Regions from separate parts of the Homo sapiens genome. Here region 1 is linked to region 2. The links are chromatin contacts, found by Hi-C or POLR2A ChIA-PET in ENCODE. All regions are on one chromosome and are shown on one strand. The core of a region is the stretch at or near the end of the contact, and the rest is flanking DNA. Distances in the headings are between cores, read along the strand shown.

Region 1 (3,622 bases), core at 356-2,855, 110 kb after region 2:
CAGGGTCTCACCATGTTAGCCAGCCTGGTCTCAAACTCCTGACCTCAGGTGATCAGCCCACCTGGGCCTCCCAAAGTGCTGGTGAGCCCCTGCGCCCAGCCAGATGTGTCTTTTTAGATGACAGGTGCAGAGTGATCTGTGCCTGTATTTTATATGGCTCTGGCTGTGTACACACTCTTTTTTGAGACAGAGTCTCACTCTGTCACCCATGCTGGAGTGCAGCAGCACAATCACAGCTCACTGCAGCCTCCACCTCCTAGGCTCAAGCAATCCTCCCACCTCAGCCTCCTGAGTAGCTGGGGCCACAGGTGCACACCATCAGGCCCAGATAATTTTTTGTATTTTTTGTAGAGAAGGGGTTCCACCATGTTGCCCTCACTGGCCTTGAACTCCCGGGCTTAAGCGATCTGCCTGCCTTGGCCTACCAAAGTGCTGGGATTACAGGTGTGAGCCACTGCGCCCAGCTAACACTGTCTCATTTACCATTACATTCCTAGTGACTAAAACAGTGCCAGACACATACTAGGCGGTCAATACTTTCTGAATGAATAGTGTAATTCCCTATATATGAACAATCACTATGTATATATGGAAACCTGGGAGGATGTATACCAAAATATCAACAGTAGTGTTTTCTGGTTGGTAGACATTAGGGTAATTTTACTTTCTTTTTTTGTTTAAATTTGCTACAACAACTACATATTATCTTTGTAAACAAGGTAGGGAAAGTTTATTCACTAATTCCTTCTCAGAGTATGATTATGGTGGCATAAATTGATGCAGTATTACAGGCACAAAGCCACTTCAGCAAACCTTTTTTATAAGGGCCCTAATACATTCATGAGGGAAGAGTCCTCATGACTTAATAACTTTCCAAAAGGCCCCGCCGCTTAATACTACCACAGTGGGGATTAAGGTTCAACACGAATTTTGGAGGGGCCACCATCATTCAAACCACATAGGTGGTATCAGAGAAGACTACGTGGAAAATGGGAATTTTTATCACCATCCAGCGATAATGAGGCCTCACACCTCCCATGGTGACATTAGAGACCACATGGGGAGCAGTAATGAGGCACCCCTCCCCCGCCCAGCAGAAGTGTTGTCAGTGGAAGCCAACTGGGGGGTCCCAAAATACCACTGCTACCAACAGTAATGAGATACTCCTCCTACCTACTGGAGTATCAAAGGAAGGCAAAGGGGGAACTTTCAAACACACACCGTAGAAATGAGATATGTGTGTGGTGAGTTCAGTTCACATGGCTGTGAGTGTTTAGTGGGTCTGGGGTTAGTCGAGGGAGGAGGCAGACAGAGGGGAAGGAAGGTGCAGCACAGAGGTAGAAAGAGGCCAGAGGTGTTCAGATCTGCAGGTGGCTCCTGGGGCGGAAGATAAAATGGGCCTGGAGGGGCAGGTCAGGGCTCTGTTAGGTAGGCCTCCGTGACAGGCTCATGAGTGGAAATTTCACCCTGAGAGGAGACCGCAGACAGATTTTAGGCAAGAGCCTGACATCAGAGAGACAGAAAGGTGTCATGTGGGGAAAAGTGCAGGGAGGAAATGCTGCTGGCCTGAGGCCACACAGGCAGTGGTTGGAACTCAGGATGTCATGAGACCCAAAGCAAGCCAGGCCTGGTGGGGCTGAGAGGTGGGCATGGGTCTGAGATGTGTTGTAGAAGGCAGAGTGTGCAGGGTTTTGTGCTGAGAGACGGGGGAGGTACTGAGGTCAATATCTGACGTTTTAAGCTCCAGGAAACTGTGAAACATTAAGATAGTGTGATGGACAATTTAACATGTCATCTTGGCTGGGCCACTGGGTGCCCACGTATTGGGTCAAACATTATTCCGGACATGTCTGTGAGGGAAGTTTTGGATGAGGTTAACATTGGTTTATCATCCCAAAAATGTATTATCGTGGATATGACTTATGTTTTAAATATGTGAGCATTATTGTGCTTTCTTGGACATCCACTGCCTAGGGCAGACCTCTGCCCTGATGGGTGTTCAGGCACTGAACTACCCATGTCTTTACTTTTCTCTATTCATTCATGATACTTTGACATCTGGGGCATTGCTGACTCTGGGGGGACTGCCCCACCTTCCCTATCAGGCTCTCACACGAGGGCTACTATCCATCCACCTGCTTTAGTCACCCCAGGGCCATTGCCAGACATTAGGGATAGTCATCTGCCCCAGAGCCCTGAAATTAAACTAGACAATCCTAAGCCTGTGTGCTCCGCTCACCCACTCCTCCCGTGGAAACCATAAAAAGGCTCCAGCCCACAGTTCCTCCGTCTCCCTCTGTTCCTGACTGGCCCAGTGTCTCCTATGAGGCCCCGTGTGCTGTGCTGGGCCTCCTGTTTCTAGGAATGTATGAGCAGAATAAGCTTCTTCTTCATGAGAGTCATTTTTGTGTCTGTGTGCCTTATCATCCTTAATTAAAACAGATCCTGGGGACCCTTAAAACACAGGTAAGCACTTGCTCATCCATTCTTCAGGAGGCTAAGTCTGGATCATCCGCCTCTGTCTCTTCTCAAACCCTTTCAGGGCGTAGCCTGGGGCTGGGGTTGCAATAAGAGCTCAACGAACGTGGCTGGCTGAGTTCTCCTGTGCTGTCCACCAGGCCTCCCCATCGGGTCTGTGCCTCCCATGGGGCTGTCTGTGTGTGTGTCTGATGTGGGGTGCCAGCAGCACAGACACACCAGTGTGTTGTGTTTCCCTCAGAGGCAGCCTCGGGGCTCAGCCTGCTAAGGGTGAGGACAAGGAGGTGCTGGGTGGTGACGTCTTAGACTTCATCTGAGCCTTCAGTGAATCAATCTTTTTGCTAGTGGAGGGTCTTGCTTCACTGTGGATGGCTGCTAACTGATCAGGGTAGTGGTTGCCAAAGGTGGGGGCGGCTGTGGCAATTTCTTAAAATAAGACAACAATGAAGTTTGCCTTGGCAATTGACTCTTCCTTTCGCGAAAGATGTCTCTGTAGCACGTGATGCTGTTTGATAGCATTTCACCCACAGTAGAATTTCTTTCCAAATTAGAGTCCATCCTCTCAAGCCCTGCCACTGCTTTATCAACTGAGTCGACGTAACATTCTAAATCCTTTGTTGTCATTTCAACATGTTCATGGCATCTTCACCAGGAGTAGATTCCGTCTCAAGAAACCACTTTCTTTGCCCATCCATATAAAGCAACTTCTCACCTATTTAAACTTCATCATGAGATTGCAGCAATTCAGTCACATCTTTGGGCTCCACTTTTAATTATAGTTCTCTTGCTATTTCCACCACATCTGCAGTGACTTCCTATGGTAAATTGACCAAAGTCTCAATTGAGCTTTTCGAAGGCATCCAGGGTTGGAATCGACTTCTTCCGAACTCCTGTTAATGTTGGCATTTGACCTCCTCCCATGAATCATGAATGTTCTTAATGGCACCTGGAATAGTGAATTATTTTCAGAAGGTTTTAATTTCTTTTGTCCAGATCCATCAGAGGATTCACTATCTGTGGAAGCTATAGCCTTACAAAATGTATTTTTTAAATAATAAGAATTGAAAGTCAAAATGACTCCTTGATTCCTGGGCTGCAGAATGGATGTTGTGCTAACAGACATGGAAACATTCATCTTCTTGTA
Region 2 (3,871 bases), core at 1,170-3,669:
GAACAGCTGAACCTAACTCAAGCCAGTTAGGGAGAGAAGTTTCCATGCTCAGAGGAGGCATCCCCTGTGATTTGTTTAACTTCACATTTTCTCACCTCTGCCTTGGAAGTGACAGGTGTTTAATTCTAAATTGTAACAGTTAATGGACTTTTAAAGACATTTTCCTGATATTTTTCTGAGGGAGTACAAGACAGACTTCAAAGTCAGAGTTCCATGCAGATAAGCACACAGATCCGTAGACAGAGGCGGTAGAGGAAAAGTGAGTCACTAAGTTTTCTTTAATGGAAACTGCATATCTTCAAAAGCTGGAGTGCAAACTGACACTAATACCACATCGATGCCATAGAATGAATGAGACAAAATGATGAAATGCAGGGAGAAAACTCGTATTGAGAAAAATTAAAAGAATCCTGCAAATCACTTGTGGCGTTACAGTTGATTTAAAGTGAAAGCATTCAATACAAATGTTCCACAAGGTGGCAGCCTTGCTTTTCCAAAAAATTTTTATCTGCCTTGCATACACCAAGCATTACTTTCCTTTCCTTTCCCTCCCTCCCTCCCTCTGTTCCTTCCTTCCTTTTTCTTTCTTTCTTTCTTTCCTTCTTTTTCTTTCTTTCTTTCCTTCTTTCTTTCTTACTCTCACTCTCTCTTCATTCCTTTCTTTGTCGTCCCTTCCTTTCTCTCTTTTTTTTTTTTTTTGAGACAAAGTCTCACTCTGTCACCCAGGCTGGAGTGCAGTGGCACCATCTAGGTTCGCTGCAACCTCTGCCTCCCAGTTAAAGCGATTCTCCTGACTTAGCCTCCTGAGTAGATGGGATTACAGGCACCTGCCACCACGCCCAGCTAATTTTTGTATTTTTATTAGAGATGGGGTTTCACCATGTTGGCCAGGCTGGTCTTGAACTCCTGACCTCAAGTGATCCTCCCACCTTGGCCTGCCAAAGTGCTAGGATTACAGGCGTGAGCCACCTCACCCGGCCTTTTTTTTTTTTTTTTTTTTTTTTTTGGCAGGGCCTTGCTCCACCCAGGCTGGAGTGAAGTTGAGGGTTCCTCAAACTCCTGGGCCCAAGCGATCCTTCCACCTCATCCTCCCAAGTAGCTGGGATTAGGGGCATGCACCACTACACCCAGCTAATTTTTAAAACTATTCTGTAGAGACGGGGTTCTTGCTATTTTGCCCAGGCTGGTCTCGAACTCCTGGCTTGAATCTATCCTCCCGCTTCGGCCTCCCAAAGTGCTAGGATTACAGGGTGAGACACTGCACCCGGCCCACACATGATCTTTTTTTTTTTTTTTTTTTGAGACAGAGTCTCTCGCTCTGTCACCCAGGCTGGAGTGCAATGGCGCGATCTCAGCTCACTGCAACCTCCACCTCCTGGGTTCAAGAGATTCTCCTGCCTCAGCCTCCCGAGTAGCTGGGATTACAGGCACTAGCCACCACACCCAGCTAATTTTTTGTATTTTTAGTAGAGATGGGGTTTCACCATGTTGGCCAGGATGGTCTTGATCTCCTGACCTCGTGATCCGCCTGCCTTGGCCTCCCAAAGTGCTGGGATTACAGGCGTGAGCCACCATGCCCAGCCCACACATGATCTTTAACAGAAAAACTAACCATATAATAAAGAAGATATACAGAAAATTACAGAATATCTCAGAGATGACTTGCTTAATGAAGGAGAAACATTGTGGGAGGCTTTGAACTGACATGCCTCAGCTAAATATTGACCAACTCAGAGAAATTAGTGCTTTACCACATTTACCATTAGCACTTGCTGTTTGTGTTTGCTTACATTCGGCAAGGAAGGAAATTAATGTTTGGAATCTCTATGCAACATCTTGTTACTAGCCAGGTTATCTCTTCAGTATCATCAATGTCAAATCTTTATTGAAGCCTGCTCTATTCAAAGCATTCTGCTAGGTGCTAGTCTTCTTTCTAGGAGAGTTCTCTTGCCAAGAGGATGAAATGGGAGAAAACAGTGTGCTTATAGTACTTACCACACCTAGACTTATATAATATTTAAACATTCAATAGTGGGTGAAAATATATTAATAACTCCTTTATGCTTTGCAGAATGTCATGCGAGCTCTTCCCCAAAATTTTATGATCCAAAAAGAATTAAAGGAATGTTCACAGTAGCATCATTTCAAATAAAAATTCAGAAACAACATAAATATCTAGCACCATGAAAATGGATAAATTGTGCTCTAATTGTACAATGAAATTCTAGGCAGCTGTTAAAATGGCGAATGAGTAAATTAAGTTACTAAGCTATTGTCTCTCCGTTCCATCCCCTCGCTTGCACACATACTTGGCTTTGTCATGATGGGGCCGGTCCCAGACCCTGCAAAACCCGTTTCCCTTTGCTTGCTGGCGACGTGCTAGGCTCTGCCGATAGGGGGCAGTAGAGGGAGCCTGCAAGCCGGGAGGAGGGAAAGGGGCTCGTTCCTCTCTGTGTCCGGTCAGTGTTATTTGTGTCTGTACTCAGCCTTCATCCTGGCAGCGGTTAGTACCAGTCTCCTGGTTTTTTTTGTGTGTGTGTGTGGTTTTTTTTATGTTTTGTTTTGTTTTTGTTTTGCACTCCCGGAACCAGCCACATTGTGTCCTCTCCCCGCTCCCGCCACCCGCCCAGGCACTGGCACCAGGCGCCTCTTGGGAACGGCAGGCCTTTCTTTCCAGTTTCTGGATTTTAATCCCCCAGCCTCTTCTCTTAGTACCCTGGACCAGGGAGTGGTAGCTGCTTCCAGCATTTACTTTCTTCTTTGCTTCTTCACTCTTCTAGCACCTGTTTAACCAGCTCCTTCTATTAATTTTTTTTCTGTTAAGCTCCCCTTCCCCAGTCCTAAAAAAAAATAATAATAATAATCTATTGAAATACTTAATGTGGACCCTGACTCATACAATGACCATGTGTCAGGAACTGCAGATTTATAACACAGGTAGATAAGGAGGTAGAGGCATAGCAGACATGCATATATACATATTAGAATATTTCCATATACATATGTGTTATATATAAAATGCAGATATATACACATGTAAGTACATATGTATTTCTTACATGAGCTATATTTAGACCTATGTGTACATATATATAAAATTTCCTGCCAGGTGTGGTGGCTCACGCCTGTAACCCCAGCACTTTGGGAGGCCGAGGCAGATGGATCACCTGAGGTCAGGAGTTCGAGACCAGCCTGACTGATATGTTGAAACCCCGTCTCTACTAAAAAAAAACACACAAAAATTAGATGGGCGGCATGGTGGCGGGCACCTGCAGTCCCAGCTACTTGGGAGGTGAGACAGGAGAATTGATTGCATCCAGGAGGCAGAGGTGAGCCAAGTTTGTGCCACTGCACTCCAGCCTGGGCGATGGAGCGAGACTCTGTAGCAAAACAAACAAACAAACAAACAAACAAAACAAAGAATTTCCCCTAATCCTTACAATAAATGCTATGAGAAAGATACTATTATTCCTATTTTACAGGAGGAGAAACTGAATCTCAGGGAGATTAGTTAATTTCTACAATGCATAGCTAATAAGTGGTAATGCTGGGATTTGAATCCAAATATCCCCAACTCCACAATCTGTATCTTTCCCATATGCTTTAAAGTTGTTTAGACCTCAATTCAATCTATCCTTAACTGTGTTCTGCAATATAACTCAGTCCTTAGGCTAATCCACAACTGTCTTCTTACCTAATAGTGTAAGTAAATATAGCACTATTCTAATAAGTACTAGAGAATATAATCACCATAATACAAGACTGTTTCTGTGACTGAAGTTATGGGGAGGTTGAGAAAACTGTAGGAAAAGCATGGACATTTCTAACTCCAAGTTACTTGTCATTCATTCATTCAGTTAATATAATATAG

Evidence for each region. Hi-C counts contacts between places; a loop is a spot of excess contacts on that map. ChIA-PET counts read pairs that join two places held with the same protein, here RNA polymerase II (POLR2A). Pooled maps may share reads with other maps.
Region 1: a loop to region 2 is called in a pooled map, with 2.3 times the contacts of the local background. The contact joins two enhancer-like sites. A Hi-C loop is called at or near these places in 2 of 168 maps with a recorded cell type or tissue (B cell and heart right ventricle), 2 of 37 single-sample maps with no recorded cell type and 3 of 50 pooled maps. POLR2A ChIA-PET finds 5 or more read pairs at or near these places in 3 of 52 experiments (GM12878, H1 and T-cell).

The regions. Positions count from the first base shown.
Region 1 is chr13:21,363,619-21,367,240 of GRCh38, reverse strand. It overlaps the pseudogene MIPEPP3. Among named protein-coding and RNA genes, the nearest start is that of LINC00539, 21 kb to the right of the region's middle. Within about 2 kb of position 1,605, at least 2 of the 41 ENCODE cell types and tissues checked have a DNase peak (open chromatin) inside an H3K27ac peak, as active enhancers do.
Region 2 is chr13:21,475,724-21,479,594 of GRCh38, reverse strand. No RefSeq gene overlaps it. Among named protein-coding and RNA genes, the nearest start is that of ZDHHC20, 18 kb to the right of the region's middle. RefSeq lists a silencer at 2,238-2,287. Within about 2 kb of position 2,419, at least 11 of the 41 ENCODE cell types and tissues checked have a DNase peak (open chromatin) inside an H3K27ac peak, as active enhancers do.